Regions from separate parts of the Homo sapiens genome. Here regions 1 and 2 are each linked to region 3. The links are chromatin contacts, found by Hi-C or POLR2A ChIA-PET in ENCODE. All regions are on one chromosome and are shown on one strand. The core of a region is the stretch at or near the end of the contact, and the rest is flanking DNA. Distances in the headings are between cores, read along the strand shown.

Region 1 (2,946 bases), core at 44-2,543, 360 kb before region 3:
TCTCTGCAGGCCAGCACCACCTCCAGCCCTGCAGCTCCATCAAGCTTGGGGTTTCGGGGGTGGGGTGGGGCACTCCAGGAGCTACAAGATGCAAATAACCAAGTGAGGCAAGATCTGCCTGCGTTATTTCCCAGTGCTTCTAAAGTACTCAACTGTGGACACCTACCCAAGCACTAGTTAGAACCTGTTTAGACATGAGGGCCTCTAAAGCAAAGACTTTTCTGCAAATTCTCCAAGTAAAATGACCATGTCTGCATCCTGGAAGAATTGAGGCACAGCACAGCAACTGGCAGTAAGATGATCTCTCTTGAATTCATCCATGTAGGGCAGGGGGAGTCGCTTTAATGGGCATTTCCCCACTCTCTCCTTCAGGGTAGAACAAATGTTATATTAAAGGAGCTTTGGCTGTTTGCCACTGGTCAGGATGAAGAGACTGAAAAGCTTGTCAATGACTATTCACTTCCCGACTGGTTGCTGCTCATTTTTTACCATGCATACCAAGAGCCCAACCTCCCATGAAGGAGGACAGTGGGAAAGTAGAGACTTTAATACAGCACTAAGATATATTCACCATCACATTTTCCTGAAATAGAGCTGATTGTATCAGAGAGGTTTCATTGCACTCCCAAGTAAGAAGACTGAACCAGCTTCTAACTGTTGCTAGTCTAGCAGCAAGTGTTTAAACATTATAAGGTCCTACAAAAATCTACCCTCCACTTCACTTTGAAAATCCAGAAAGCTCTCCTATATTTGAATATCAACAAGCCAAATTTCCCATTATTCATAATTCAGTAGGACAGCTGAAGGCTGCTCAGGGCCTTATAAAACTGTTGTAGACAGCCCTGAATGTCCCCTGCTTCCCACCACCCAGAGCCTGGGATCATGCAAGCTGGGAGAGAAGCTACAGAGGTAGTGCCGTGTTTGGTGGAGTGACCTCTGCAGCCTCCCTCCCTCAGAGTGAGAATTTTATGTAATTCTTATCTGCAGTTGGGAATAAAAGAAGTTTGATTCCTAGACACTGAAATACACGAAAGTTTATCATGCCACCCTTTTCCATTTCTTAGGAGAAATGGAAAAAGAACACTCCAAACCTGGCCACTACCTGAGGATGTGTAAAGAGGTTTTCTGCAGGCAATTAGACCCCACTACAGTGGAAGCTTGTAGAACATCACACATCGACAGTCTGAAATGCACCACAAGAACTGCTCGAAGAGTGTGTCACTTTCACACTTACCTGACCGTGGGATGGAAGTGCAGCGTAAGCCATGGGCTGATTCATCACTCCTTTCTGCTTCATGAGAAGCAGGCGTTTCTGGTCTTCGCTCAGGTGTGCCCTGGGGGCCTGGAGCTGTGGAGGTGGCGGCTGCTGCTGCTGCTGCTGCTGCTGTTGCTGTTGCTGCTGCTGTTGCTGCTGCTGGATATACGGCATCAAGGGGTTTTTGTTGGGGTTGGCCACTGGTGGTGTCATCCTCTGACTCAGGTCTGCATTGAAGTGGGTCAGGGGTTTAGTGTTGCCATAAGTCAGAATATTGTGCTGTTTGTTTAAGGAGTTTGTACCCAAGTTATTTGGCTGCTGATTGATCATATTCATGTGATTCTGAGGGAGGTAGTTATTCATTGTTGTCTTCTGCAGGTTGTTTGCCATTGGAGGCACTATAGGGTTTTGGTTGTTAAAGGCTTGGGGGTACATCATTGGGCTATTTGGTTTTTCTGCAGTAAAAGCTGCTCCATATGGACTAGAGGGAGGTCCTAAGGGAGACCAATTTGAAGTCTGATTTGAGTGCTGTTGCTGCTGCTGCTGCTGCTGCTGCTGCTGCTGCTGCTGCTGCTGCTGCTGCTGCTGCTGTTGCTGTTGCTGTTTCTGCTGCATGAGTTTGGCCCTTTGTTGCTGCTGTGCAGCCATCTGTTTGAGCTGTTCTGCTGGAGACATGTCAGAGCTGGGCACAGCCACAGGCCCTGACGCTGAACCGGCCACTGTCACTGCTGCCGGATTCAGGAGATAACCATTTCCAGGCCGAGGTGGAGCTTGGCCTGGAGTGTGGGCTTGGTTTGGAGTTTGAGGGGACTGGACAGCACAGTTTGCTGGTGAGCTTGCAGGGTTTGGAGCTGCGGGAGTGCTGGCAACAGAAGGTAAACTAGTGGCCGTGGAGACAGTAGAAAAGGGAGGACCAGAAGAAGAAGGCCTCGCCTGGGGAGATCCCATGGAGACATGTGCGAAGGGAGAGTGAGAGGGGTCGCTCTTCACGCTCGCACTCTCCTGGGAGAGAGGGGTCTCAGTTGCTGGCTGCGAGAATTCTGGCTCCTTCTTCTCTTCAAAGTCTTCGTTGAACAGGTCCTGTATGTCATCCTCAGGAACCGTGTTGGCCAATTCATCTATTAATTCTTGCCACTCCTGATCATTCAGATTAATGTCTGAGAACAGCTTGTTCTGATTTGAAAGAGATGTTTCTGATGTGTCTATGCAAGTAGGGTCATCGAGAGGTTCTTGTTTGAGGTCTTTGCTCTGCAAGATGGTGAAGCTATCCTCCAGGTCACTGCAACCGTTGACAGGAAGTTTAATCTCAGGGAGCCTACCATTCTTACTTAGATCTTCTAGAAGCCCAGGAGTGTGAGTTCCACTGTTCTGCAAGGGCAAAGAAGGTTTCAGGTCAAGTTGGTGAAGAGGAGAAGCTGAAGGCAGTGGCATGTTACTGGGCAAATTGTTGATGGCTTCCATCCCCGCAGAAATGTCCTTTCGAATTCGTTTGCTAGTCGGAGAAAAATTCCCATCACAAGCACCATTCTGCTGGTCTCCATTAAGTGGTGATCGAGCTCCTTCCAACTTCCTTTTCACAGTCTCTTGTAGCTGGAAAAGAAACAGGAAAGAGGATGACTAAACCTCCAAGTCATATTTTACTCTTTAAGGATTGAGATGTGCATTGCGATGAACTAACTTTTAAGTGGTTT
Region 2 (3,049 bases), core at 84-2,583, 410 kb before region 3:
AGGTCTTAATTACCCATGTTTAAGGACAAGGCAAAAGTAAAACCCAAAACCTGATGAATTAACATTCATAATAAGTTAATCTAGCCCATATTTTCCCTTCTTAGTTCACCAACTGTTTTGCTAGAAAATTTATAGGATTACCTGTTCATAGATGTAGGTAATTATATACAGTTGGGGTTTCTCTAGAAATGACTCCTGAAGTATCTTAATTCGGAGTCTTCTAATGAAATTGCTACTATCTCCAGTTTAATAACCAAATTATTACTGTCCTGCTTGGTCTGATCACGTCCTAGTCTGGACCTCAGCTTCTGTTTCAAAAAATGAGCATTTCTTCACTTCCTGAGACCTCACTGTTTGGGTCTGATGAAGCAACTTCCCATGGACGGCATTGTAGCCATCGAGAGAAACCCCACTCACCAAAGGAGAAAGCTTGGCCCACAGGGCCCCTGGGAGGTGCCATTTTCATCTTCTATTGCACTGCGCTGACATTTTTAAATTATAATGACTCCATATCCCAAATGAGTCCTAAGAACATTCTGAATCAGCTAATTAATAAATCAATTGCTCTTCAGGATGGCATTTATCAAATTCACAACTAATATGTGAGGTGCGGGTAGAGTGGAAGTCTGCAGCTGCTACACCTCTGGCTCTGGTAGGACCCAGCTTGTTCCAAAACCTCTGTTGCACTCTGGCTGTAAGCGAAACACCTTCAAGTTTCTATGCATACTATTTGAGTCCATTGGGATACAATTTCATCATCAGAGACAACATCTTATGCAATAATGAGTAGTTGCCTAAAGAATGAAGAACAGGAGCATCCCTACTAATCAGACACTCAGTGTCCCATATGGTGATGGTAATTGAAACATCCTTCTGGTCACACTGTTGAACTAAGATTGAAATCAATTAGATGCCACTGTTTAGATGTTGGTGGCATTGTGCTGTCTTTTTCTTGGCACAGAGATGATGTGGGAGTTAACAATACCAAGCAAGGCATCCTACTTCACCAAGAGTGGACCACTGGTGAACTCTCAATCCCTTAAAACCTGATAATTTCTACAGGCTTCAGAATCACTGCCAACATCCTGAAAATCAGTTGTGACAATAAGGCTGTCAGAGCAGTGTGTACTGCTCTTAATCATCTACTTAGTGTCTCTTTCTTGGTCATAGACTGTACCTTCCTTACCACTGCAGCCACATGGCTCCTCTTCACATGCTGTTGTTGACAGTGTGGGTGGGATATAGGGATGGTGGGCAGCTGCCCAAATTTTCTGTTCATCAATAGTGGGATGACATAAAATGAGACCAGAAGACAAGACTGCAGAGAGCCTGGGGACAGGTTGAGTAAGAAGCAGAGAGCTGCTGTCCAGATGCCAGAGAGCTGAACAAAAGCCTGCCATTTGTTTAGTCCTATTCTGGCTCACACTATTCACCTTCCTTTCCTTTTGATATCATCAATATGGTTTTTCTCCTGGAAGAGACTTTCTATTTCTCTTTCTCTCTCTCTGTCTGTCTCTCTCTCTGTCTCTCTCTCTCTCTCTCCCTCTGCCCCAACACAGCATCCCTTTTGATGAGATAATGGGTGTTGACTTGCAGTCCAATACTTACTAAAGCCTGATGGCTCTACAAATTACTTAGACAGAATCTAATCCTGAGGGTAGGTATCAATGATAGGGTATGTGTGTGGGGAATCAGAAATGGCATGTTGTCCTACAGAGAGGTCACACCAAAGAAGTAAGAAGATGGGAAAGAAGAAGTGAGGGTGGTGACAGAGAGGGGGAACTAGACATGTGGCTGCATTAGACAGAGTACACAGAAGGGAGGCTCAATGTGGACATGGGAAAAGGTATATTCATTAAGAATGAAAATAGAAGAGGGCTTCTTTATTCAAGTTCTGGGTGTCTGAATCAGGTCAAACTGGCAGAGACACATAGGTAGAAATTGAAGTTAGAAAAATTAAATAAGTGCAAGGAAATCATATTTTGCTGTGTAAGTTCATTTCTAAACATACAGATGTCAGAGAGTTTTGATAAATGCTCATATTCTTTTCATGATTGTACTAAGATCTCACACGGTAAATGACATCAGGAGTTAGAATGGATTGAGATCAAGACAAAGCAGGAACCTACTTTGAATAAAATTTTACTCATCTCAGTATTTTTGGATGTTTCCTTTATCTGAACTAAAGCACTTCATATGATGTCATCTCTTATTTTCTCTTTTGTAGTCTCCTTTATAAATCTATGGTGAATGGTATAGAATAGTTTCATTGGTACCACAATCCCCTTATACCTGATATTATGATAATTCTGAAATACAAACTGAATAAATACATAGGTCATTTTCAAAATGATTTTTATTTGCTCAACAGATTGAATCTGTGCAGTAGTAAAATTACAGTTCGTTAAGTAAATCTTGAGTCAGAGTAAGGTTTAGCAGGGTAATGTTGATCTTTAACCCCTTCATCTAGAATATATTTTTAGGAGTGGGAGGAAATCCCAACATCTATATAAACAGAGAACTCAGAGTTTGAAATGCTCCAAGCAGACATAGTTATTTGTGACAGCTTGACAGTGACAAAAAATCCAGGAGCTGAAATGCTTTCTCCTCGGCTTATGAGTGGCTTTTTATGCAAATCTTGATAGATCATTTTATGCCTTAATTTTCCTACCTACAGATTGCCAGAAGCCTTGGTGACTAAACTATGGCTTATAAGAAGCTAGCACTGTACTTTATTTTTATTTTACTAGACAGACTCTATCACCAAACTACATATTTTTGTCTGTAAGAGGAAGAGTTTAAGAAAGAAACAACCTACTAATAATAGTTTAAATATTATTTTATATTTAAAGATGTATTTTATTTTATTTATTTTAATTTGTGAGACAGGGTCTCACTCTGTCACCCAGGCTGGAGTGCAGTGGCACAATCATAGCTTACTGCAGCCTCAACCTCCCTGGACTCAGGTGATCCTCCTACCTCAGCCTCCCAAGTAGCTGGGACTATAGGCGTGCACCACCACACCAGGATAAGTTTTGTATTTTTTGCA
Region 3 (2,790 bases), core at 105-2,604:
ACAAAAAACCTGTGTAGTAGGTATCAGGCCCACCATTTTATAGAGGAGTGAACTGAAGCCCCAGAGGTTAAACTCCCAGCTAGCAAATGGGGGAGCCAGGGTCTGCCTCCCAAGCCTGGGTGATAGGGCTCTGTCAGAACTCTCCAAAAGAGAAGGGGCATAAATCACAGGTCTATCCAGGGAGCGGAGGGAGAGGGGGAGTGCCCCACACAGTCACAGCAGCAGGGCAGGAGGAGGATGGGGGCTGGGGGCAGCGGAGGACAGATGGGAGCTCCTGTTAGGAGCCACGTTTCCTCGGCTGGGAACCCCTACTGCTGAGTCTCTGCAACAGCGATGCCAGGTCTGTCTCAAGGGCGGCAAACTGTGCCTCTCCCTCCTCCTGCAAGGAGAGTCGGGTTGTTCATAATGATAGGTACTCTATGCCAGGCTTCCTGCCAAGTTAAGAACCACTTTTTAAAAATCTTCACAACATTCCTAGGAAGTAAGTATTATTCCCCGCATTTGATAGCTGGGGAGGTGCGGAGTTGGGGACTTTAGGAACATCCTCAAGGTCACAGAGCTCCAGGGTGTCCATGCTCACGTTTCAATCCAGGCTTCTGACTTTAGGGCCAGCAGAACTCTTTAACATCATGTTCCACCAGGCAGAGGTTGGGGGGTCAGGCGACCACATGGGCCGTTCATCTTTGCAGGAACTGACAGCGTTAGCCCCGACACAGAGGGCATGGGCCCCGCGGCTCCACCGGGAAGGGGGCTCGCCCGCCGGCCCGGGCACCCCCTGGTGGGGCCTCCCGCTCTCGGGCTCGGGCAGAACCCGCTGCTCAGGGGCCCGCGGTCAGGTCAAGGAATCCTCCTGTGGGCCTCGGCATTCCTCGAGGGGAGGGCGACTCCCGTCGGGCGGGCCTGCGCTCGGGGTGGGTCCGGGCTCCGCGGCCGGGATGGGTGAGCTGGGGAGGGAGGCGCCCAGGCTCGGGCAGGCGTCAGGCGCCGCGGCGCGTGGGGCTGTGCACGCGGTCACCATTTTCCTCCTGCTGGTCTGTGTGTCCCTCCGGCGGGAGCCGAGGCCGGCTAGGCCGCAGCAGCCCCGCGCCCAGGGAGAGAGGAGGAGGGGAAGAGGCCGAGGGCGCCCTGCTCCTGGGTCGCCGAAGCCCCGGAGGCTTTGTGTATTCGGAACCGGATTCACCACCTCCCCCGCCACCCCCGCCTCCCATTCCCGCTTTCTTTTTCCCTGACCGAAGTCCCAGTAGAGTATCCAGCAATTAGCACGCGAGGAGGGGGTGGAAGGCGGCGGCGGCGGCAGGGGTGGGGGCGGCGAGACCCCGGCTCTGGGCTCGGCCCCGCGCTCCGCCTGCGCTGCCTTCGTGCGCCACCTACCGGCTGCTCGGGGCTGCTGCGGCGGCCGCCAGAGCTGTTCCTAGGCGGATCTTGATCTCCGTGGACAATAGACAATGGGATTTTTTTTTTGGAACAATGATTTATTTTTGGGGGTGGGGATAAGGAGGAAGGAGGGAGGGAGGGAGGAAGCAGTAGTGTGTTTGTCATCGCTTTAGAAAAAAAATCTCTGTTCTATCATTGTTTCTGCATATCCATTATATTGAGGACAAAAGAATCCCGTTCTGGAACAACAAAGCCAAGGGAAATGTTTTCTGTGGCTGACATTTAATTGTGTGCACAAGGTGCTACATTATCATGGGGAGAGATTGTAGAAAAGAATAGGGCAAGCCTCGGTTCAAAAGCCTGACTTTTCTGCTTTAAGATGTGAGCTTACATGTGCCCCATTTTAGATTGTCTCATATATCTCCACTCATGTTATACACGACGCACAATTCTCCGTTTCCTTATAGTTTTCCAACCCACCGCAAGCATTCCTTGCGGATTATTTTTGCACCACTTCCAAGGTCTATTCCTTTTACAGTTAACAGGGATCATCATGTTTTGCTTCACAACCTCTCTACATGTTTCTTTTTTAGAAGCTGTTAGGGACCTTGGAGAACACGTAGTCCAACCCTCTCATTTTACAGATGAAAGAGGTAGAATGCCTAGTCCAAAGTCACACAAATAATTAGAGAGGGAGGCAGGACCAGACCTCTTGTTTCCTAATCCCTGGTCCCTACGACCTGCTATTTGATGTCCTAATGCCCAGCACTCCTGGACTTGCTCATTCCATGGCCTCCTTTCTGGCAGGAGAAACCCCCTCACAGCGAGTTGTGTTCCACAAAGATGGGTGCTAATTCAGGCCGAGGGGACAGAAGTACAAGCTTCCTGGCTTGGTAATCCCTTTTACCCCCCTTTCTGCCCCACCACCTCTGTAGCGTGAAGAAGGGGAACAGTGTGGGTGTCATCTTAATTTATTCATTTCATTATTTTGCTGTGATAAGTTAATATGTAAAACCTATTGCAGTTGTCCCCAACTCTCCAGAAAACATTCTCCCCTGGGATGCAGGGACTGAGCGCCACCTCTGATACTGGGCTAAACCAGAAGCATAACAAGAAATGTGTTCCATCTTTGGAAATTGTACTCAGTGGTCTCTTGGCAAAGGTGGTTTGCCCTTGGGAACTTAAATGATATGGATTTCTTTCTAAGGCTCATGAAAAATCCTTGGGAAGAGGCAGATAGCTGATCATGCTGTAGAACAGAGACATTTTTCTTATGCCACCTTCCAAAACACTACAACAGACGGCGCTCCCCTTTAAACTATTACTGTGTCACACTGAGACAGAAGAATTTTCAAGTTTTAAATGAGAAGCTCAGTAAACATCTTTGCACATCCAAAATGAGTCAACCCATCATAA

Evidence for each region. Hi-C counts contacts between places; a loop is a spot of excess contacts on that map. ChIA-PET counts read pairs that join two places held with the same protein, here RNA polymerase II (POLR2A). Pooled maps may share reads with other maps.
Region 1: a map of endothelial cell of umbilical vein shows a loop between it and region 3 (8-fold over the local background). The contact joins two enhancer-like sites. A Hi-C loop is called at or near these places in 8 of 168 maps with a recorded cell type or tissue (IMR-90, MCF 10A, aorta and 5 more), 1 of 37 single-sample maps with no recorded cell type and 5 of 50 pooled maps. POLR2A ChIA-PET finds 5 or more read pairs at or near these places in 2 of 52 experiments (MCF 10A and SK-N-SH).
Region 2: a map of Caco-2 shows a loop between it and region 3 (2.1-fold over the local background). The contact joins two enhancer-like sites. A Hi-C loop is called at or near these places in 1 of 168 maps with a recorded cell type or tissue (Caco-2), 3 of 37 single-sample maps with no recorded cell type and 9 of 50 pooled maps. POLR2A ChIA-PET finds 5 or more read pairs at or near these places in 1 of 52 experiments (HepG2).

What each region holds. Positions count from the first base shown.
Region 1 is chr4:139,888,123-139,891,068 of GRCh38, forward strand. MAML3 (mastermind like transcriptional coactivator 3) reads right to left here. Exons shown (of 5, transcript NM_018717.5): 2 at 1,235-2,845. Among named protein-coding and RNA genes, the nearest start is that of MGST2, 220 kb to the left of the region's middle. RefSeq lists an enhancer at 1-64. Within about 2 kb of position 1,294, at least 6 of the 41 ENCODE cell types and tissues checked have a DNase peak (open chromatin) inside an H3K27ac peak, as active enhancers do.
Region 2 is chr4:139,843,483-139,846,531 of GRCh38, forward strand. All of the region lies in intron 2 of MAML3 (mastermind like transcriptional coactivator 3), which reads right to left. Among named protein-coding and RNA genes, the nearest start is that of MGST2, 180 kb to the left of the region's middle. Within about 2 kb of position 1,334, at least 2 of the 41 ENCODE cell types and tissues checked have a DNase peak (open chromatin) inside an H3K27ac peak, as active enhancers do.
Region 3 is chr4:140,251,982-140,254,771 of GRCh38, forward strand. No RefSeq gene overlaps it. Among named protein-coding and RNA genes, the nearest start is that of MAML3, 99 kb to the left of the region's middle. Within about 2 kb of position 1,355, at least 28 of the 41 ENCODE cell types and tissues checked have a DNase peak (open chromatin) inside an H3K27ac peak, as active enhancers do.